5 separate regions of the Mus musculus genome follow, and all the other regions are linked to region 1. Evidence: chromatin loops called from intact Hi-C (ENCODE). Cell type or tissue: heart. All regions are shown on one strand. Region 1 overlaps Uvrag (UV radiation resistance associated gene). Region 2 holds the start of Wnt11 (wingless-type MMTV integration site family, member 11). Region 3 overlaps Uvrag (UV radiation resistance associated gene). Region 4 overlaps Uvrag (UV radiation resistance associated gene). Region 5 holds the start of Lrrc32 (leucine rich repeat containing 32).

What was found. Peaks named below come from ENCODE experiments on the same cell type or tissue, not always from the same donor. Only the 100,000 strongest peaks of a DNase experiment are listed, where the experiment ranks them.
Region 2: it touches region 1 in a loop (5-fold over the local background); 16 of 42 quality-filtered maps call a loop at or near these places.
Region 3: a loop joins it to region 1, with 5 times the contacts of the local background. A loop is called at or near these places in 17 of 42 quality-filtered maps.
Region 4: it touches region 1 in a loop (2.2-fold over the local background); 8 of 42 quality-filtered maps call a loop at or near these places.
Region 5: a loop joins it to region 1, with 2.4 times the contacts of the local background. A loop is called at or near these places in 6 of 42 quality-filtered maps.

The regions. Positions count from the first base shown.
Region 1 is chr7:99,078,049-99,082,048 of GRCm38, forward strand. The region is part of intron 5 of Uvrag (UV radiation resistance associated gene); the gene reads right to left. Among named protein-coding and RNA genes, the nearest start is that of Uvrag, 61 kb to the right of the region's middle. In heart, a CTCF peak has its summit at 1,687 (motif pointing left); no DNase peak of the experiment used is centred here.
Region 2 is chr7:98,835,937-98,839,936 of GRCm38, forward strand. It overlaps Wnt11 (wingless-type MMTV integration site family, member 11), which reads left to right and starts at 2,909. Exons shown (of 5, transcript NM_009519.2): 1 at 2,909-3,254. The coding sequence starts at 3,172. Gm33770 (a long non-coding RNA gene) reads right to left here and starts at 159. Exons shown (of 3, transcript XR_378356.3): 1 at 1-159. In heart, CTCF peaks have their summits at 944 (motif pointing left), 1,160, 2,150 and 3,105 (motif pointing right); DNase peaks (open chromatin) are centred at 815, 2,135 and 3,015; H3K4me3 peaks cover 4,000 bases; H3K27ac peaks cover 2,706 bases; H3K27me3 peaks cover 684 bases.
Region 3 is chr7:98,961,087-98,965,086 of GRCm38, forward strand. The region is part of intron 12 of Uvrag (UV radiation resistance associated gene); the gene reads right to left. Among named protein-coding and RNA genes, the nearest start is that of Gm33827, 86 kb to the left of the region's middle. In heart, a CTCF peak has its summit at 1,624 (motif pointing right); a DNase peak (open chromatin) is centred at 1,635; H3K27ac peaks cover 999 bases.
Region 4 is chr7:98,898,262-98,902,261 of GRCm38, forward strand. The region is part of intron 14 of Uvrag (UV radiation resistance associated gene); the gene reads right to left. It also overlaps Gm8149. Among named protein-coding and RNA genes, the nearest start is that of Gm33827, 24 kb to the left of the region's middle. In heart, a CTCF peak has its summit at 3,037 (motif pointing right); a DNase peak (open chromatin) is centred at 1,730; H3K27ac peaks cover 907 bases.
Region 5 is chr7:98,487,787-98,491,786 of GRCm38, forward strand. It overlaps Lrrc32 (leucine rich repeat containing 32), which reads left to right and starts at 2,205. Exons shown (of 3, transcript NM_001113379.2): 1 at 2,205-2,311. In heart, a CTCF peak has its summit at 2,213 (motif pointing left); DNase peaks (open chromatin) are centred at 895, 1,565, 2,185, 2,745 and 2 weaker places; H3K4me3 peaks cover 1,665 bases; H3K27ac peaks cover 1,807 bases; H3K27me3 peaks cover 1,226 bases.

The DNA of each region.
Region 1 (4,000 bases):
GCAGCTGAGAGCATCTTACTGCTCTTTCAGAAGACCAGGTTCAATTCCCAGCCCCCACACAGTAGCTCATAACCATCTATAACTCAAATTCCAAGTGGTACACTTACATACATACAGGTAAAACATTTATATTCACAAAAAAGAAAAGGTTTTCCAACTGTTTAAAAGTCTGAGCAGAAATGATCTACTGCCCAGCTCGGTGTCAATCAAAGACAGGCTGAACTTAAAAAATCCTAACTTCTAAGTGCTCTGCTGTGTACTACAGGGCAGGATGCTCTCTGCCATCAAGCTAGACCCAGTGCAGGATGACCAAGAGCGAACAGCCACTGTCCAACCTCTCAGTCAGTCTTAGAAGGGCAATTAAATAAAACCTCTTCACTTTTCCAGGTTCTGCGCCACCCCTCACACCTCACCCCACCCCTGTCTACTTCAGTGACTGTAAGGCAAAGAAGATACCACCAGCACCCCTCACAGCTAAGGAAATACAGCACTTTAGAAATCCCCAAAAGAAATGGAAAGGTAAAAAGGATAGCCGCTACCTTTCCCCAGGTTACAGAGCAGAATGAAGAAAGGAGTCTAAAGGGAGGTAGAGCCGCGCTCTGATTCCCATGTCCACCATGCCCTCATCCTAGCACACAGCCCGCTCTTCCTTCCCATGGCGGCTCCCTACTGCATCCCTGGCAGGCGCAGGCGCCTGACCCTGGCATCAGAGACAGGCATTAGGATTGTTGTGTACCCTAAAAAGGGGGACAGACCCTCCAAAAGATTATAACAAGCTGGCCCGGTTGCCCACGGTGGTCTGTCTGTCTGTCCAGAGGCTTCTAAAGTGAAGAACACAAGCGTCAATCCTGCATAGAGATGGGTGAGTCACAGGTATAGAAAGTCAGCTGACCTCTGTGTTTCAAATGCACATAGCCCGAAGCAGACCTGCCCTGCCCTGCCTTCTCTGTGACTGCTGTAAAGATGGGCTGAGATTACTCAGAGAAGTCCTTACAGGCTGACGTATACAGTGGTTCTAGTACACTATCTACAGCTGTGCTGATCATATGTAATTACAGCTGTGCTCAGCTATCATCTACAGCATGGCACTAACTTACATGCAAGCCTGAGAGGCCAGAAGGCTCCTGAGCCTCCGTTTCTTTATTTATGAAATGGAGGCACTGGGCTAGAAAATTCCAATAGTTCATGCTTTTTTTTTCCTTTTTTTCTTTTTTTAAGGCAAGATCTTATGATGAAGCCCATGTTGGCTTTGAGTTTGAGTACCTCCTGCCTTGGCCTCTCAACTTCTGAGACCACAGGTGCATGCAGCCATGCCTGGCTCCCTGGAGCAAACTAGAATTTCTTGACTTTCAAGATGCGGCAGCTAACACTAAGAGGCTAAGTGATTGGTTAATAAGCATTGTCCAAAGCTGGGCTGTAAGTCAGAGCACCTACATTTCAAAGGTGTAGGACCAGGACTCAAAACAGATGGGAAGCTTGCTCTCGTCCCTCTGTCCCTCAGCCATTGTCAGCCTCACCATCTACTCGAGATGACCATTTACGTGATTACATGTGTGAAACTCAGCAAGTTGTGATTTCAATCTGTTTCTTTCATTTGAAAAATGTTGAACATTTTGACTTGAATTCCATTCCTGGTCCAATTTTCTTTTCACTAAAGTGAGAAAGCAGCGCCACCTACTGGATCCCTCTGGACATTGCTTTTGCAGTTTTTGGCATGAAAAGAAAATTCTGCAGTCTAAATTTTTTACAATCTGTCAGATAATTTAAGTGTCCCACCAGGGTAAGTTGTATAAAACTAAATACCACAAGGTTAAGACAGGAGAGTTAGACTGAAGGAGATACCTCCCTCTCAAAATTTTAATTCCCAAGCTATGATAGTCCTAAACAAAGCTGCTACACCAGCATTCTCTGCCCAAGCATGGCAGGCCTGGGCTGGGAGCACCGTGCCAGTACAGTGGTGAGCACTCGAGGTGTGCACACTCTCTGTGGGGTTCAGATCCTACCTAGTGAGCATCATTCCCATTGGTTGCTGAACTCTGCATACATGCCAGCCTCCTCATATACACAACTCTCATGTTTAATTTAACCCCAGCCAGCTGAGGGCTGAGGTACAGTTGGTTTCCTGCACTTACGCATGAGAAACAGAGCCAGTTTTCCCAGGGCCCCCTCAGTAAGCAGCAGTCAACTCAAGGTGAAATCCAGAGCAGCCTGACTCTGAAGCTGGTGTTTCTTATTGACTTCCCAGTTACCCAAGATGGCAGCCAGCAGCCTCCCAGAAGAGCGGTTGCCAAAAAGAAACCCAGGCCAGGGAGCCGACCTGCACACGTTACAGGAAAAGTCCTGAAAGGCTGTAAGCAGACTGCAAAGCCGATTTTATCTCCCAACCTCCTGATCCCATCCAGCAGCCATTCCCCCAGGCACAGCCCTCAAGCTACCAGTGTCTCTGGGGTCTCCAACGTTTGTTCAAAGTTCACCTACATCACTGCAGAACCCATGCAACTCACCATCCAAGATAACCTTTTAATCAACTCAGTGAAGACCGTGGTCTGGAATACATACATACTGCCTTTCCTCTTTAACACACACACACACAGACAAAATGACTGTTCTTCTGTATTTTACATTCTTTAGTCTCACCATTCTTAGTTTAATAGGTATGCAGTAGGTGCTCAATGCTGGGGTAGTGAACAGAGATGAAGGGGAGAGTAGATAAAGATTTAAGTCACTCAAAGACACACTTGCCAAGTCAATGAAACTGTATTACATAAAATTAATATGAAATTTTATTACACCAAGTTAATTAGAATAAAGGAGTCCTCAATGATGCCAGCAGACGATTAAGCAAGGGACTGAACACTGGATCACGAGTCCTGGTGTGTGCTTTTCAAAGACTTCCCCCTACGCACACACACAGTGAGTTGTGCACACCACACTGGAAGGTAGAGTGGACAATGCTGTGGCAGACAGCAAAGGCTGCACCAGGACTCTAGAAACTCTGGTCCAGAATTCATGTTCTTAGAAATGTGCCGTTCTCAAAGCCCTGTAACCTTCAAGATTAAACGTCTCACCGTCACTCACAACTACCTGGGCCACAAATGTGGACACACTGCTGCCGTCTCACTCCATCACATTTAACACTACCATGTGAAACCATGTGGACAAAGCGTTTTTTTTTCCTTAAGTCTTTCCAGCCCTCTATTTCCCTTCGCTAATCAGAAACCTCTAGCAATTACCAGGAATTCTTTAATTCTGAACATGTACACATAGGTGTGCTTTATTTTTTGTTTTTAGATAGAGAGTGTCATGTAGCTCAGGCTGGCCTCAAACTTTCTATGTAGCAGAGGCTAACTTTGAACTCCTTCTTAATCTCCTTGCCTCTATTTGCCACCATGGCTGACTAGAATTCAAGTTTTTCTACTAAATCCTACAGCTGTTTAATATCTGTAACCTCCTGTCAAACAGACAATCTCAATCGACACCACACATCACTTCTGTGACATTTCAACCCCTCTGGGGAAGCAGCCATTGCTGAAGTTCTTCATTCCAGCCACTGAGATCTGATACTTTCAAAGAGCATCCCTTAAAAATGTCACAATGATAATAAAAAATTTTATAAAATTTTGTAAAAGTTTCTCCTCAGCACACCCACAAACTGAAGGCAGACTGGTCAGAGTGGGAAGAGCACATTCTGAGTAACAATAGTCTACTTTGATTTTGTTTATTTGTTTTGTTGTTGTTGTTGTTGTTGTTGTTTCTTTGTGCAACCCTAGCTATCCTGGAACTTGCCCTAGACAAGGCTGGCCTCAAACTCAGAGATGCTCCTGCCTCTGCCTCTCAAGTGCACTGCCACCACCTGATTTGATCTCTTATAACACATAAACTCACTGTGGGATCAATCACTGTCACTGGACTGGACTTGCCTGCGACAGTGTTTCCAGAGACTTAGCTGAGGATGAAAATATCCACTGCCCATTGTGGGCAGCACCACTTCAAGGACTGA
Region 2 (4,000 bases), 240 kb before region 1:
GGGATAGGGAGGAGAGTCCTGCCCCCGCCCTGTGACACATCTGGAGCGCTCCGAACATCTGGCTTACATCCACCAGCCCGGTACCTTCCACCCGTGGCACTGAATTGCCTCCGTGTCCCTTACAGTCTTTGGGAACACAGGATTCCGCTCCAGCGGGTGGCAGGAGTTCCGCACTCTCCCTATCCACTTTTCAAACACTGCGTCTCCGCGGTGACCTGGAACAACATAGAAGATCCTGACAGCCTCTCCGCTGAGCTTAAAGTCAGGTCTCACGCAACCTCGCAGGTAACCTTGAAGCTGTCGCTCGGCGTCCCTGTCGCACCCTTTTTGTTTTGAGTGCTGCGCGGCCAGCCTCTTGGAGCAGCCCATTTGGTCATTATAGTCGGTCAATTGCGGACATTGTCCCGGCGCACAGCACCAAAGCTGGAGCCAGCATAGCACACCGGGGGTGGGAGAGGCTCGGCCAATCCTCGCCGGTTAGCCTGAGCGGGAAGGTTATCTAAAGTAAAGTTTCTAAAGCTCTCCAAGGCTCCAAGCCTTAAGATCACCTGTTGGCGGCCCGTGGCTGGGCCACAGTGTCCGTAGTGTCCGACGTTTGCACAGCTCTGGGAGGCTCATTCTTCAGACTGCTGCAAGCTGGGTAGCTTAGACTAAGTGTCCAAGGAGAGGAAGAAAGATTTGCTCTCTCTTTCTCTATAAGCACTGCTTTTTTTTTTTCCCGCGGGCCCACTATGAGACTGTTCCCATTGCAGGCTGGGCGCCCAGTCTGAAGCAAGAGGTTGCGTAGTTAGTTCAGGGATAACGAAAACAAGTCTTAAGGGATAACCAAGGCCAAGAGGGAAGTCACTCTGCGCTTCATCCAAGACGCGAACAGTAGAGCCCGAAGTCCCACTGTGTGAGGCCGGGGCAGATATTTCTTTGAACCCAGGCTTAGCTCCCCCTGGCGGACCGGGGACTTCGAGCGACGAATGCGCTCTGACCCTCTGGGCGCAAGGTGAGGGTGACACAGCGGCTCCCAAGGCTGTCCTGGACCTTCTTAGGTAGGACGAGAATAATATCAGTACCCAGAGACCAAGGTGCCTTTTAAGCAACGCGCCGGGGTGACGGAAGGAGAAGTCTAGGGCCTCTGGAGCTGCTGGGAAGAGCAGGGAATAGCTGGAGGCCTGGGTCCCCGACCGACTGCTGTGCGGTTTGGGCCACCCTTCCTCTCACTGGGAGTCGTATATTGATACCCCGGTGTAAGTCCTTGAGATTCCTTCTGCGACTTAGCGATCCCTTCCCACTTAGAAACTCTGGGTGCCTTCGGGGATCCCACACTTTAAGTGGGAACAAAGAGACAATGACTGGTGTTTTGAGGCCCCCCCCCTCCTCTGCGATCTGATCCTGCAGACATTTTTCTGATTTGGGGGAAGTGTGCAAACTTCCAACAGGGAGGGAAAGATCTGGATACGGAAGAGGTAAGAGGAAGATTCGGACTGCACCAAAAATCCCGTTGAGACCCCAGCTTGGAGTCGTGTTTGTGCCAAGCATTTCAGACTTGGGGGACTCTGTGAAGGGGGGGGGGTAATTCAAGGTTTTCTGCTTGAATTCCTCTGGATTCTGCCAGAAGGCCCCAGAAAACTATGACGTTTCAAACGTGTGTGTGTGTGTGTGTGTGTGTGTGTGTGTGTGTTCAAGCCTGTACATTTGAAACACACAGGCGTGCATAGGCTACACAGGTATGTATAATAATAGCGGATACAGAGAGAAGATCAGACGAAGATCAGAAAGCTGGAGTCCAGGTCTTTGCTTTTTAATAAAAGGGAAAACTTAGGCTGGGGTGGTTGAGGAATTGCCCAAACTCACAGAGCCAGATGAGAACCGCTCTTCCCTGTTCCAGAGACCCCCCCCCCCCCAAGTCTGGCACCTCCTTCCTCAGACTCTGTAGACCCTTTTGGAAGGAATCCCTTTGTCCTTGCTGCTCCAGAGAGGAGAGGGGCTGTGTATGACTCGGGGCGAATGCCAGGTGTTGGTAAATTTGGGAGAAGCCTGGAAGGGAGTTAATGAGGTGAGAATGATGAGAAGGGAGTCAAGCCTCAGAAAGCAGCTCCGCAGGCTGCAAGCGGGCGGGGTGGCGGCTCCTCCGCGGCCCTAGCTCGCCGCCTGGCGGTCCCAGAATCAACCTCTTGCAGGCCTGGAGCTTCCCTGCTCTGCTAGGGAGCTTTGGCGCTGCCTCGTCCGGACCGAGGCACTGAAGTGGCAAGTCTGAAGTAGCTCTTCAGGCGCTGGAGATGCCTCAGTGTGTAAAGAGCACCCACCTCCACCCCATTTTTGCAGTTTCCCCTTCCCTTACTGGAAAGTAGGTGCCCAGAAATAGCACCGTCTTCTGTGTTCTCCCTGCCCTTAGCTTACCCGGCACAGGTAGACAAAATAGCTCAACAGCCCAGCACCAGACGGGTGCTCACTAACTGAACAGCCTAACAACTAACTGAACAGATGTTTCCACATCTCTGGGCCTCGGTTTCCTCATCTGAGATGGATGGAGTGACAATACCCATCACAGGTCTGAGAGGAGTAAAGATGGCTGGCTACACTGGGAGACTGTTCTCTGTAAAAGGAGAATTCTGCTCAGATCACCCCATTCGCAGATGAATAAACTGTAGACTCATTAAAGCTGCAATAACTAATAATCGATATCGTGGATTAGTATAGGAGCCTAAATCATATTCCGGATCAGTTCCTCTCCTTGCGGTCGCTACGTCAGTTGGTTTTCGCGCTGCTGCTGGTGGTGGGGTCTCCTCCTTGCGGTCCTCTCCAGACTCTCTGCTGGGTCTCCCGAGAACCTCCTATCTGCTTCACCCTGTCCTTCCTGGGCCGCTCAACCCTGATCTGCCCTGGGCGACACGCCCTCGGCCGCGCTAGGGTCTCACCTAATCCGAGCCTGACGCCGGCGGGTCTCGGGCGGTTCGGGGAGAGAGCGGACTCCTTCCTCGCTCAGCCTCCCCGGCCCGACCCCTCCTTTGTAATTTGAATAAAACGCCTCCCAGCCCGCGCGCCGCCTTAACCCGCCGCCCTGTTCTCCGTGATTGCAGGCGGCGTGCGCGCAGGAACAGCAGCGGTGGCCTGCAGGCGGCGGAGTTCGGTGCGGCTCCTGCAGGGTGCGACCCCCGGGAGCGCCGGGCGCGCGCGACGATGAGGGCGCGGCCGCAGGTCTGCGAGGCTCTGCTCTTTGCCTTGGCGCTCCACACCGGCGTGTGCTATGGCATCAAGTGGCTGTAAGTAGGACTCCGTTTTCACTCCAATGGGCCATTGGGCGAGAAGCTGGAGAGGTTGGGTGAGCCCACCAAAATCTGCGAGGCTAAGTTGGCTTGGGCGTCGTGGGCGAGCCGTTCTTAGCTCGGCGACTTCTTCTGTGATATGCTGTTCTTACCCTCCGCGGGCTTGCGAAGTGGGTGAGCGGATTTTCTCATCCAGGCCAGGGTTGCTCAAAGGCCAGTGAGGGACTAGGGAAACATCCTCTCCAAGTGGCACAACTCAGAGAGAGTCTGCTCAGTTCAGGACACAGGGTCCAGTTCGGGATCATGGCCTGTCAGCCTCCAGGAGGTCTGCTAAGAGAGTTTTGACCCCTTCCACCTGGGGACCTTGGGGGAAGTGTCACCTTCTGGGGCCTCCGAGTACTCGGTCTGTCAGAAGGATAGTTAGTACCGGCTCCTTGGGATCTGATTGGAGACTCCCTAAAGAGCTGCTGAAGGTCCGAAGCTAAGGGATGTCCTGGAAGGATAAATGGTCGCTGGGGGCAATTTTCCTGGTTTCCTCGTGCAGTGCTAGTTCCTCCTGTGGTGGCTGCCGTAGGCAGTGTGAAAGGAGTGGGATATGGGGAAAGGCAGCCCCTTCCTGAAGGATCTGTCCCTGGGCTGGGAGAGATAAGCCCGGGCTGTAAATAACTTTCCAGGGGTTGTAAGAGTGGAGGCTCCGGGGCTCGGAGGAGGGCAGCCTGGTTGGGTCACCCATGAGGGTTACA
Region 3 (4,000 bases), 120 kb before region 1:
AGCAGCTCCTGCCCCATTAGCAGATGTGACGGCAGCAGATTTCTGTGGTCTCCACCTATAATTTGGGGATCCACTCAGCAGCTGGACAGATGTACCTCACTTTCCAAATCCTGTCCTGAACTGACCACCTGCACCAGATTTTCATCATGGCTGGTTAGGGGCGTTTCTCTGGTCTTCGGACTCCCCCTTTTGACGTTCTACTCCTCCGGCTCTTCCCACTACTGCACAAGGCTGTTTCTATAACAAACCCTTTATACTACACATTCATATTGATTCTGTCGCTACTAAAATCTGATTAACTTAGTACCTTCTGACTGAGCCTTCATGGCCTTTACTGTTTGTCCTCCCTCTCCCCCCTTTCCTACTTCAGTGCTGACATTTTCTTTTCTTTTTTTGTTTTTTTGAGACAGGGTTTCTCTGTATAGCTCTGGCTGTCCTGGAACTCACTCTGTAGACCAGGCTGGCCTCGAACTCAGAAATCCACCTGCCTCTGCCTCCCAAGTGCTAGGATTAAAGGCGTGCGCCACCACGCCCGGCTCAGTGCTGACATTTTCATTCATTAACTCATACACAGAAAGCAGAGTTCTCTCCTATACATTTCAGATTACATGTAGATGCCCTGCTAGTTTTGAGCACCATATTCCTGATACACTTTGATGTAACTGCTGGCCAGACTTCCTAGGGCTGTACTAATGCATATATCATTATTGTTCTGTTCCTAGCTAGCCTGGAGTTTTCTATGAAGACCAACCTGACCTACAACTTGTGGTAATCCTCCTGCCTCTGCCTCCAGAGTGGTGGGATTACAGGCATGTGCCGCCACACCCAGCCATTTATCTTGCCTGCCGTCGGCTACGGTCTTTCTCTCCGATACCTCTACCTCCGCTTCAGCACTTGTGCTGTGACCTGCAGTTCACTAAACCTCCCTTGCTGCAGCTCTGGCTTTGCTAATCACACACCCCAGCCTCACAGGCCACAGCTGCTCTTGGTTGCTGGCAGGTCACATCGATAATGTATTAGGAAAATAGATGCTCAGCACCCCGCAGTGGACGACTTCAAATTTAAGCAGTTTTAGAGGACGATATTAGAAACGGCATTAACAAATCATAGTGGCTCACAGCACACGAGTGGGTGCGGCTATTTGGCCCGCCCATTAGCTTGCTTGAGTTTTACAGTAATTGCTCCTTTCTAGGGCCGCCTTTTTGAGTCATCCACCCACAGCTCTCCATTTGCTCATAACCTTTGATCTGAGTTTTATGGATGCTATCTCCTCCTTCTGAGAATCCTCCATATCCTTTCGATTATCTTTGTTTCTTTAGTGCATGGATTCTCCGGCTTTGCAGCTCTTGTCCCACAGACCTTGGTCTTGGTTTTCTCTTTGATCTGACCCATTGCATGCTCTCTCTCTCTCTCTCTCTCTCTCTCCCTCTCCCTCTCCCTCTCCCTCTCCCTCTCCCTCTCCCTCTCTCTCTCTCTCTCTCTCTCTCTCTCTCTCTCCTGACTCCCCGACAACGTTTCTCACGACACCACTGACACTCAGGAGCAGATAATTGGTGGTTTGTGGACAGCAGAGAGCCTGCCCTGGTCCTTAGAATAGCGGCAGCAAGCCTGGTCTCTGTCCTCTAGATGGCGCCAGTGTGCACCCTTGCCCTCGGTTAGAAGCATGCTGCTCCCTGGGTGAGGAACCTCCCAGTTGAGAACCATCCTGGTATTTTGCAGTGATTGATATACAGTGCGTGTTAGGATTTCACTGCTGTGAAGATACCATGGCCAGAGCAACTGTTAGAAAGAAAAAAATTTCATTGCAGCTGGCTCTGTTCCAGAGGTTCAGTCCATTATTATCATGGTGGGAAGCATGGCAGCGTGCTGGCAGACATCGTCCTGAAGGAGCTGATAGTTGAGCTGCAGGCAGCAGAAGGAGACTATGTGCCACACTGCCAGTAGTTTGAGTAATAGGAGACTTTCTAACCCTGCTCCCACAGTGACACACTTCCTCCAGCCAGGCCACACCTCCTAACAGTGCCACTCCCTATGAACAAGCATTTAAACACATGAGTTTATGGGGCCATACCTATTCAAACCACCACAGCACAGCACTCAGAGTCGGGGATGCAGCTTTCTTCCCCACTACAAGCAGAAAGGCAGAGGGTCGGGGTCGTTAGCACTGCTCTGATAGGAAGGCACAGACCCAGCTCTAATCTTACAGAGGTGGCTGGGCCCGCCTCATCTCAGTGTGGCCTGTAGGTTTCCCCTCGGTTCTCCGAAAGGACTGCCCCCTTTGGAGTCAGTGCCTGAGAGGCTGGTGCTCTCGCACCCACTGTGGGGACCCACAGGAACCTTACACTGACTTTGCAAGTGCTCTACCACTGAGTGACATCCCGGGCAGCTTATGATTTAGACTCTTCTTTATGATCATAATTTTCGCTCCCATTGCTGTCTACAAAGAGGTACAATTTGGGATGGAAAGTTTCTCTTGGTTGCCGCTGTCTCCGACCCGCAGAGTCAAGAACGACATGGACACCAAGACGGGTTCACGCAGTCCTTCTTCCGCAGCTTCTTCCTTTACTTGGGGCTCCTTTCACTTAGGGCAAGGGCTGTATTTATACAGTAGCGGCAACTGACCTCATCTAGCTCCACACCACCTCATCCAATCAGAATCACACATGCTCCAGGCCATGAGCTCAGGTCGGTCACAGATAGGCTGACAGATCCGGATCACAAGGCACAATCTAACTTGGAAGGCAGCTTATGCATGCAGTTTCACTGCGCATGTTCGGGCAAGGCAGTAAACATGTGGGTTTCACGGGGCCTGGCAATGGGCCAGGGTGCCATCTTGGCCCATGTGGCCGCACCCGATTCCTGCACTTGGTGAGATGCAGCCTCTGTCCTCTCAGAAAGGACCAACGCCCCCTCAAATCTCTGAGAAAAAATAACAGGCTATTTACCAAGTTCTTCTTAACCAACTTATGGATGGATTTCTCTCTCTTTACAGTTTATGCAGAAGCCACAAAATAAGAAAACACTTCTTGCATCTTTCACATGGATATCATTCATCAGGCTCAGTACTAGGAGATGGCTTCTAAAAGGGTTTCTTTTAGTACCAAATGTGTTAGGCTAGACAAAATCCTGCAGTATCCACTCAAAAATAAATATACCACCTGTGGAATATTTTGCAAGAGAAGTTGCCTGAATGAATTGATGTGTCATCCACACATTTAAAAAAGTTTAAATATAGGTGTCAATCAAACTCCAAGAGTTCTGCCACTTCTCATTAGCTTACCAAACTTACGTTTCTACAAATTAAAATAATAAAATGCTTCAGTCGCTTATTGGTGTGTTTAATCATCTTACAACAGTGAGGTCCTATAACTAAGTACAGTTAACACTTCTAATATTTCATCACTAGACTCTCCACATCATGAACGTGGGAGCCATCATTTATAGTAATGGGAGTTACTAACAAGCATCATGGGAAGACTTAATTCTTTTTCTAAGTCTTTTTAAAAGGTTCTTATTAATATGAGTAGCACTCAACATTCTAGGCATTATTAACACCAGTCTCAGCTCAAAAGAAAATATGGAGACCCGCTACTATAAATTTAAAACCAATCCAGAAGCTAAAAGGCATATGAAAATGCATGAGTTATGAGCAAAACTAGCCACCCACATGAAGGCTGTGCTCACAGTCAAAGGGAGGAGAAGATAGGCCTAAGAAACATGGAGTCTAGCCTCATGGAAGCTTTTAAAAAGTAGAGAAGACAATGTTGCAAAGAAATAGAAATCCTGAAGAGGTTAGTACAAACATCAGCCACAACACTGTGAGCAAGTCTCTGTGGAAGAGCAGAGATGACCAAAAGGCAATCAGCTTAAATACCACTATCATACAGGCACTTAGTGTTTGTTTATACAATGTATATGCTTTGTAGCAGCAGGAGTGTTCAATGATAGAACTTGTGTAGATATATTTGTATTTGTCTTAGTCAGGGTTTCTATTCCTACA
Region 4 (4,000 bases), 180 kb before region 1:
TGGTAACCTCTGGTTGGCTGCACGGATACATACCTCAGGTACTCTCTCACTGGAGAGCTGCTGTACAGCAGCACAGAGAAGGCTCTCAGCAGAAACCCACAAGCTCACAAGCTAGGAGCTGTATTCTAAGCTGAGCTTAAACCCAGGGATTAATGATCAGTGGTCATTTTGGGGTTGGGTTAGCAAAGAGCTTATCAGTAAGCCTTCTTGAAATCTACTGTAATTATGAACCCTGGAGTCAGCTATCTGCTAGTCCTTGTTAGCATGTGATAGAGGCCACCTGAAAAATAGTGACCTTTCAAGTGACTTTTCTGTGAATTCTCTTCCCATTCAGTTAAACATAACTACCCTCAAAAACCGGACCCAAGTGCCACTTCTTTCTCGGAAGCTCCTCTGACCATGCCCATCTGAGCAATCTCTTGGCCACACCCCGACTGCAGGACTTCTGTCACCCAGCTTTGCACTGGTGCACATCTTGGAACCTGTATCTGCTACTTAGCCTGTGAGGCTCTGGAATAAAGAGATGCATAAAGAAGGTCCCTATCATTACCAGGTTTCCTGTAGCCATAACACCTCAGTGTGTGCTATGCACCTTACAGTGAGAAGGGAGCTAGCTGGACGCTCTGCAGAAGAGGCTCTATCTAATGGGCACCGTGGAGGACGTTAATCAGGGAAAGAAGGGAGGGAAGGAGAACATGTGAGTGAGAGCATGGAGATATTCATTCTCTCTCTCTCTCTCTCTCTCTCTCTCTCTCTCTCTCTCTCTCTCTCCCTCTCCCTCTCCCTCCCTCTCTCTCTCTCTCTGGAGGACAGAAAGCTAGAGAAGGAAGGGCGTTTAAGACTGAATAACATGCAACCTGTGTGTATCCAGGCCTTATATATAAAGCAAAGCGTACGTGGGGTCCCTGGCATTCTGCTTGAGCTTCAACTTTCCACTTTGCGATTTATCTCTGTATGGAGCTCACGGTGCATACAGTACCGTGTACCTGGGGCTTTCAATACGGCTGTTCCGATTTGAGATATGGCAATCCTAAGACATGCTAGATGTAAAGGAAGCTAAAATATTGTATTAGTCATTGTAAGGGTCTAGAGCAAAGACTCAGTGGTTAAGAGCACTTGTTGCCCTTTCAGAGGACTGGGTTTGGTTCCTAGTATTTACATGGCCGCTTAGAACACCTCAACTCCAGTTGCAGGGGACCCATTGCCCTCTTCTGGCCTCTCTGCAGGAACCAGGACATGTGGTGCACATAAGTATGCATACAGCCATGTAAATAAAGAAATCTTAAAAAAATAATTTTAAAGTAGTGAGTATATGTTGGTATTATCTTAGCTAGATAATTTGCATCTTACTTGAGTTAAATCAAATATGTTATTAAAAATGAACTTACCTGTTTCCTTTCGCCTGATAAAATGCAGCTGCCAGAAAACTGCTGCTTGCCTTTGCTGCTCATGCTGGTTACTCAGGCCTGACACAGACACAGGGGCCTTGACAACTGGCTGTCCTGACAGTGTTCCCATCTCAGTATTTGGTGGCTACTTTTCATACCGTCTACATTTTATTGAGTAGATATTACTTTATAATCAGGAGGAGCAAACAGAAATTAGACATAAACATGCAAAGCAAACATCTTCAATCTGGATCAGACTTGCAGGCGGAGGAGAAGGCAGCCCCAGTGAACAAAAAACTGTCACTGGCAGAGGTCTGCGCACAGAGGATGCTGGACAGCTGTTCTCCATCCTGACTGAAGACAGAAGAAAGCGGAAATGGGTGTTAACCGCAGGAGGGGGGCTGTGAGTTAAATATAGGGAAGAATTTCCTGAAGTGAGGGTGTTTAAACTCTGGAATGAGTTATGGAAGGAGCCTGTCTCCCCAACCCCCCCCCCCAAGGTCTTTTAAAGTCCCACAGATGCCCATATGCCTTGTGTGTTCCAGTCCAGGGGTAGGGAGATGGCCCATCAAGGCTATCTCAAGAGTAAAGAACTCCAGTAAAACTTCCTCTCTCATTACCTTTCCACAGGGCTCCACCCTTTGTATTAGGATGCCAGCCCAAGAGCCATACTCTCAAAAGCAGGCCGTGTGACACTTAAGTAGTACTCTTGAGACTTCAAAGACAATGTCACTTGATCTAAATTTAAAGACTATCATCAGCTAGCTGTGGTTTTAAGTCCCTTGGAGGTCACCTGCCAGAGCCCCTGCTCTGAATCTGGCACAGGCATGACTAAGGGAAAGGATGAGGGAAGATGTCTGTAAGATGGGAGGACTTCCAAGCTCTGACTGCTGTTGCGTAGTGGTGATTTTGAATGCACTGTTGCTTACTGTAGACAGACGTTTACTGAAACAGCTGAGCCTATGTGTGCCAACCTGTCATCCCAGCCCTTGAGTGGGAGGCGGGGGGCCAAGAGTTTAAGGCCGGCTTTGGCTACACCAGACCTGTATCAAACAACAAACAAATGCCCACCCTAAGTTCCAGAGTTCTTGGGTAAGGACCTTTTCCTACTATTTCTACTTAAAGCTGTTGAGCTCGATTCTCTTTCTTTGTAAAGGAAAAGAAGACTGTAGCATGTGGGAGCAGGGAGGATGAGGAGCAGGGAGGATGAGGAGCAGGGAGGATGAGGAGCAGGGAGGATGAGGAGCAGGGAAGATGAGGAGCAGGGAGGATGCAGAGCATGTGCAGCAAGGGTCTGGAGAGTCTGCCAGTGAAGAGAAGAGCCCCTTACCTACCGAGTCACAGCTACTGTGAGAGATTACTGTGTGAGAATGTCCTGCAAGGCATGCCCTTCAAAACATTCAATCTGTCACAGCTACTTCAGACTAGAAGCTAAACCAATGTGAACTAGGCCCAGACAGCATGAACTTTGTTTTTAAAATCTCCTTCATCTCTTGCACTGCACAAGATGCATAGGAGAAACTTGAGTTGTTAAATGCATGAAAATTTACTCCATTGGGTTTAAAAAAATTTTTTTTTACTCCATTGTTTTTTAAGATTTAATTCTGTGTATATGTGCATAAGTGAGTGCAGTACCTACAGAGGCCAGAAGAGGGCATCGGACCCCCCCTGGAGTTGGCTGGAGTTAACTGACACCTGTGAGTTGCCCAGTTTAGGTGCTGGCAGCTTTGCTTGGGACTTTTGGAAGAGTGGCAAACCCTCTTCACTCCTGAGCCATCTCTCTAGCCCAATTTATGGTTTTATATAGTTCTTTTTGGTTTATAACCCCTTTGGCAGATATATCTCATTTGTTCTACATATCTATGCTTGGGAAACAGGACTGGTTCTATTAATATCAATAAAAATAACTTGATATTTAAAAAATAATTTATGAAATTTAAGTGATACAGCAGAAACTGACATCCATGCCTTTTGACCCCCAAGCTGGGTTCTTTCTCTGCTGTATCACATTCTCTTGCATGAAGGTAATGGTGAATTTATGCTTTAAATTGGGCAGAAAAAGTAAAATTTAGAATAAAAATTTCCTTTATAAAGCACAACAGAGGGCTTTGAAATCATGTTTTTGTCAAGTGTTCACGGAAGACAAAGACTGCAGGCGAGTACGCTCTGCACCCTGGGTTCTCTTCCTGCTTCTTAGCTACAGAGCAGGGACTGAACAGAGGCCGGATTCCAGCATTCCAGTTCTCATGGGTTTTACAAAGCTTATGAGGTACCTGGGTAAGCTTCCCTCAGAACACTGCCAGCCTTGCCATGTATCATTCTACAAGACTCTGGATTTGACTTTGGGGGTGCCCTCAGGAAGGTAACAGGTGTCAGGACAATGGTGCCCAGTATCAGAGGGATGTAGAGGCAGGGAAGGCACAGAGGAGACATTAGCACGCATGTGACAAGAACTGTCCTCTGTGGCTGTCATGTGATTTGGTCAAGTCAACCGTAAGCCTCAGTTTTGAGCTGTGAACCACGATCGAGCCCTCGGCTCTCTCAGGACACATACAGAAAGGTTTTTAAGTAAATGGATTTTTAATAATAAGAATGTAGAAGCTACCAATATG
Region 5 (4,000 bases), 590 kb before region 1:
ATTCCCCCAGGGAGTCTTGAGAAAGACTGAGTGTCTGAGAGCCACTCTGTCAGGGTGGAACCAGTAAGGACCCAGGAAAAGTTGTGTCCCCTGTCTGACCTGTCACCTGAGGACTGTGTTGAAGACATCCAGTTTCTGGCAGATGGAAGCATCAGTGGCAGGAAACTGATGGAAAGATGCCCTCCGTGGGTCCTAGAAAAATGTGCTGTCCGTGGCTGCCTTGTAAATGAGACCCTGCTTGGATTCTGACATCCATCACTCCCTGCAGACTCGAGCTCTGCCTCCTGGAGGGGGTGAGGGTACTTTTACACTTCTGGATCAGCCACCCTCCTTGCTCTACTTCCTCAGCCTCACATCTGCCCACAAGAGAGGATGCTGGACAATTTTATTTCCCAGCTTCCCAGGGCCTGCGGAAGAGAGACAGGCTCCTCACTGGGTTCTCAACCCAGTCTGTCTTATGTGGTCTCCCCAGCCAGAGGAACTGTAGATTTACCATTTGTCTCGCTCTACAGAAACAAGTGGAGGTCAGAAAAGTCAAGCAACCTTCCCCAAGTCACACAGCATGACAGTTCAAGAGCAGAGATGTAGGGGGTGGGGGCTAAAGAGTTCCGCCTGGTCCTCAGTCCCAAGAGACCTCTGTAGTTGGGGGAGGACATGCTTGGTTGCCCCTCTATCTCCTATCTCTTGGGGAGCCCCATCCGGGCACAGAACCCCATGTGCTTCCTAACCACAACCGCAGCCCCTGGGGGCACAAGGGAAGCAGGCCGCTCATCCTGTAGTGATGGCACCAGCCCTGCCCTGCCCCCACCTTGAGCCAAGTTCTAGGGCAACTCTGACGGTGTGAGAGAGCATCAGGCCATCATGGGGAAGCAGGTAGGGAGAGCCCCAGCCTACCTGAGTCTTTGTTCATGCTCTGCCCTCGCTACAGAGTAGTCACAAAGCCCCTTCCTCGATTGATACATGACCCCATGGACTCCAACCTGGAAAAGGTGTCCTCCTAAAGCAGCAGATGAGGAACGGTCTCTAACACCCATCGGGTGCAGGCCCAGGCCTACATCGACTTCATCCAAAAGAGCGGCTCTTGCCATTCTACACTTGGCAGAGAGGGGAACTGAAGTTCAGTCTGACTAGATAGTACACACAAGGGCTGAGGTGGGAGAGCCACAACCCTGAGAGCTCCCGAGGGTGGGTGGGGGCAGGAAGCTGGGCTACTCTGCTGCTCTGACTCCTTATAGCATCAGAGGATGCCTCCTTGGTGAACCTTTCCCTGACCTTAGGTTAGGTCAGGGCTCTAGACTGGAGTTGTCAGGGACTGTCCTCTCTGGGTTGTTCGCACCGCATGGGTCCATCCAACCACTGTGGACTAGATGGGAGGAAAGGCCCAGCTCAGAGCCCAGCCCTACTCTGGCTCACCCCGCTTGGTGCTGTTAAGATAGGGTGGATGGCCCTCCTCTAGGCGCTGTGACCACCAGGGAGAACATTATGAATACAGAACTAGAGACTGGAGGACGGCAGCAACACTCTTCACCCATCTTTCAGTCTAGACCCAGCAGGGCACGGTGCCAGTGTCTGAGGAGGCTAAGTACCTTGTAAAGGCAGCGGCTTTGGGTAAGTTATGAGACTGTCATTATGCAGTTTAACCTATCAGAGCCTCAGGTCCCCCAAATGTCCGTGGGGACCTGACAAGTCTCAACCAGCTGGCTTTTCCCTCATCCCACTCCTAGCCTCAGCTTCTCTATCAGTAAGCAGGGGACACTGACAGGCTTGGAGATGACTTAAAGGCAGGATAGCTGGGGGGGGGGGGGGGTGGATGGGACCCCCTCAGGGCCATCCCAGGGCCAAAGAAGGGTCACTTCCTTCCGTGCCGGTGGTTGCCAGTCACCTCTGGGTGGCCCCCTGCCTTGGTGCGGTGGCGCCAGGATTTCCTCCGCGGACCTGCGGCTCCCTGCACCCAAGACCTCGCGGGCCCACGGCTGCACGTGCGGCTGCCTCGGCCTAGCTTCTTTTGTGATCCTTCTCCCTCCAGTCGTTTTTCGGTTTCAAGCGCCGCCCTAGCTGGGTCCGGGCGATTCCAGAGCAGAGGCGATGCTCGGTTCCTAGGTCCGCACGGCTGGCAGGGCGGTGTTAGGACCCCGCGGCTCAGAGTCCCAGGGGGCGTGGCCGGGCGGCCGGTGCTATTTAAAAGGCGGGCGCCGCCCCCTCCCGGCCGGCTGGAGCGGCGCTGCAGCGGTCCGGCCTCGGCGGGCCAGACCCCCGGGGTTGCGCGAACGATGCGCGGAGGAGTCAGGCGGCGGCGGCGGCGCTGAGCCAGGTAGGGGCGGCGGTCGGCGGCGGTGCCTAGAGAGCTAGGGCCGGACCCTCCCTCGGCACCCGGGTGTTAGCAGATCTACCTAAGGAAGGGCTCAGATAGGCGTTCCCATTTGACAGCTGGGAAAATCGAGGCAGGAAGCTCTGGGTGTGCCTAGGAGCACACAGCCAAGCAAGCAGATTAGGATTTGAATTCAGGTCTGCCCCAGGCAGACATGGGCTTTCCACACTACCACTATTATCTGGAGGGGATACCCAGAACTCTTTGGGGAGACTTCTTTATGTGTGATAGATAGGAGGGACCCCCCTACCCCACCTCCACCCTGACATTTCACATCACAAGCACATTCCTTTGGGTTAAGGTCTGATTCCCCTGAGATGTAGGATGTCTCTAGAACGGGCTGCCCCTAGTGAGTGATTCACTGCACTGTGAGCCTTGAAGCTGCTCTCCCAGGCCCCCTTTGACAGTAGTCATAACAGACTGAGAGCCCTACCGCTCAGTATACTCCTGGGCCTGGGGCTGTAGGCTCCTGAGTAACTTAGGAAGGAAGTCTTGGCAGTTGCTTTGGAGGCACAGGGGCTGGATTCTGATACCGACTCTTCGATTTACTGTACAAGTGCCTTAGGGTAAGTCATTTCTCTGAATCTCGTGGTCTGGGAGAGAGATCCACAGGGTGCCCGTGGGGTCTGCACTAGTGGAGACCACCCAGCACTAAGGGACTATAGATCTGGCTGAGTCCCAGTTGCAGCACACCTAGGGGCTAAGGATCAGGCACTTTGCCTTCCCAAGCCTCGGTCCTCCAGTCTGTAAATGGGAATTATAGTAATCACCTCACTTGGTGGTTGTGAGAGTTAAAAGACCTGCAGTCAACCTAGGGCTTAGAAAAATTGTAACCTCCTTGCATAGTAGGGGCAGTCTTATTTTTATTATAGGTTTGACTCCACTATCTGTCTGTCCCCCTCTGTCATGCACGCGCGAGCACGCGTGCATGTGCACACACACATACAAGCACATACAGAGATATTCTTTGACACCTCTCCAATCAGAATCCAGCTACCTGCCTGCAGAGCCAGGACCTCTATCCTCAGCATCGTTGGTATCTGAACCATCAGGGAAGGACATGGAAGGGTCCCAGTACTTTCCTGGTCATGCTCCACCTGATCCATGCTAAGCAAGGATAGCCAGTGTTGGAATGGGAACTGGTGTGTCCTGCAGATGAATCACCTAGGCAAGGAGAGATAAAGAATTTGCCCTGAGGACCACACTAGCCAGTGGTGGGGCTTGACAGTGAGCCCTGGGTTTGAATGCCTCTGGTTGTCCCTGGGGGGCTGAGTTCTCACTGCTGCAGATGGGGCACAGCAGGGTGCTTCTTTCCACCATAATTCTGTGGGGACTGTCTCTTCTGGATGTGCAGAGGAAGGAGAGACAGGGTCCCTTTGGGCATCCCTACCTTAACCCCAGGTCCTAACTTGTCCTTATTGCAGCTGAATTTGTGACATCATTCAGCCACTTGTTCCCTGGGAGAAATTTAGTGAGCATATACTTAAGGAATGAAGCAAATGAGAAATGAGAGCGGGAGGGGGGATAGAACACCCAGGAGCCTGAGCAGGAACATTCTGGACCAGGAGGGAGCAGCCAAGCAGAGTCCTTCCCCATCCCCCATCCCCCTCCCCCCCACACACACCCACCACC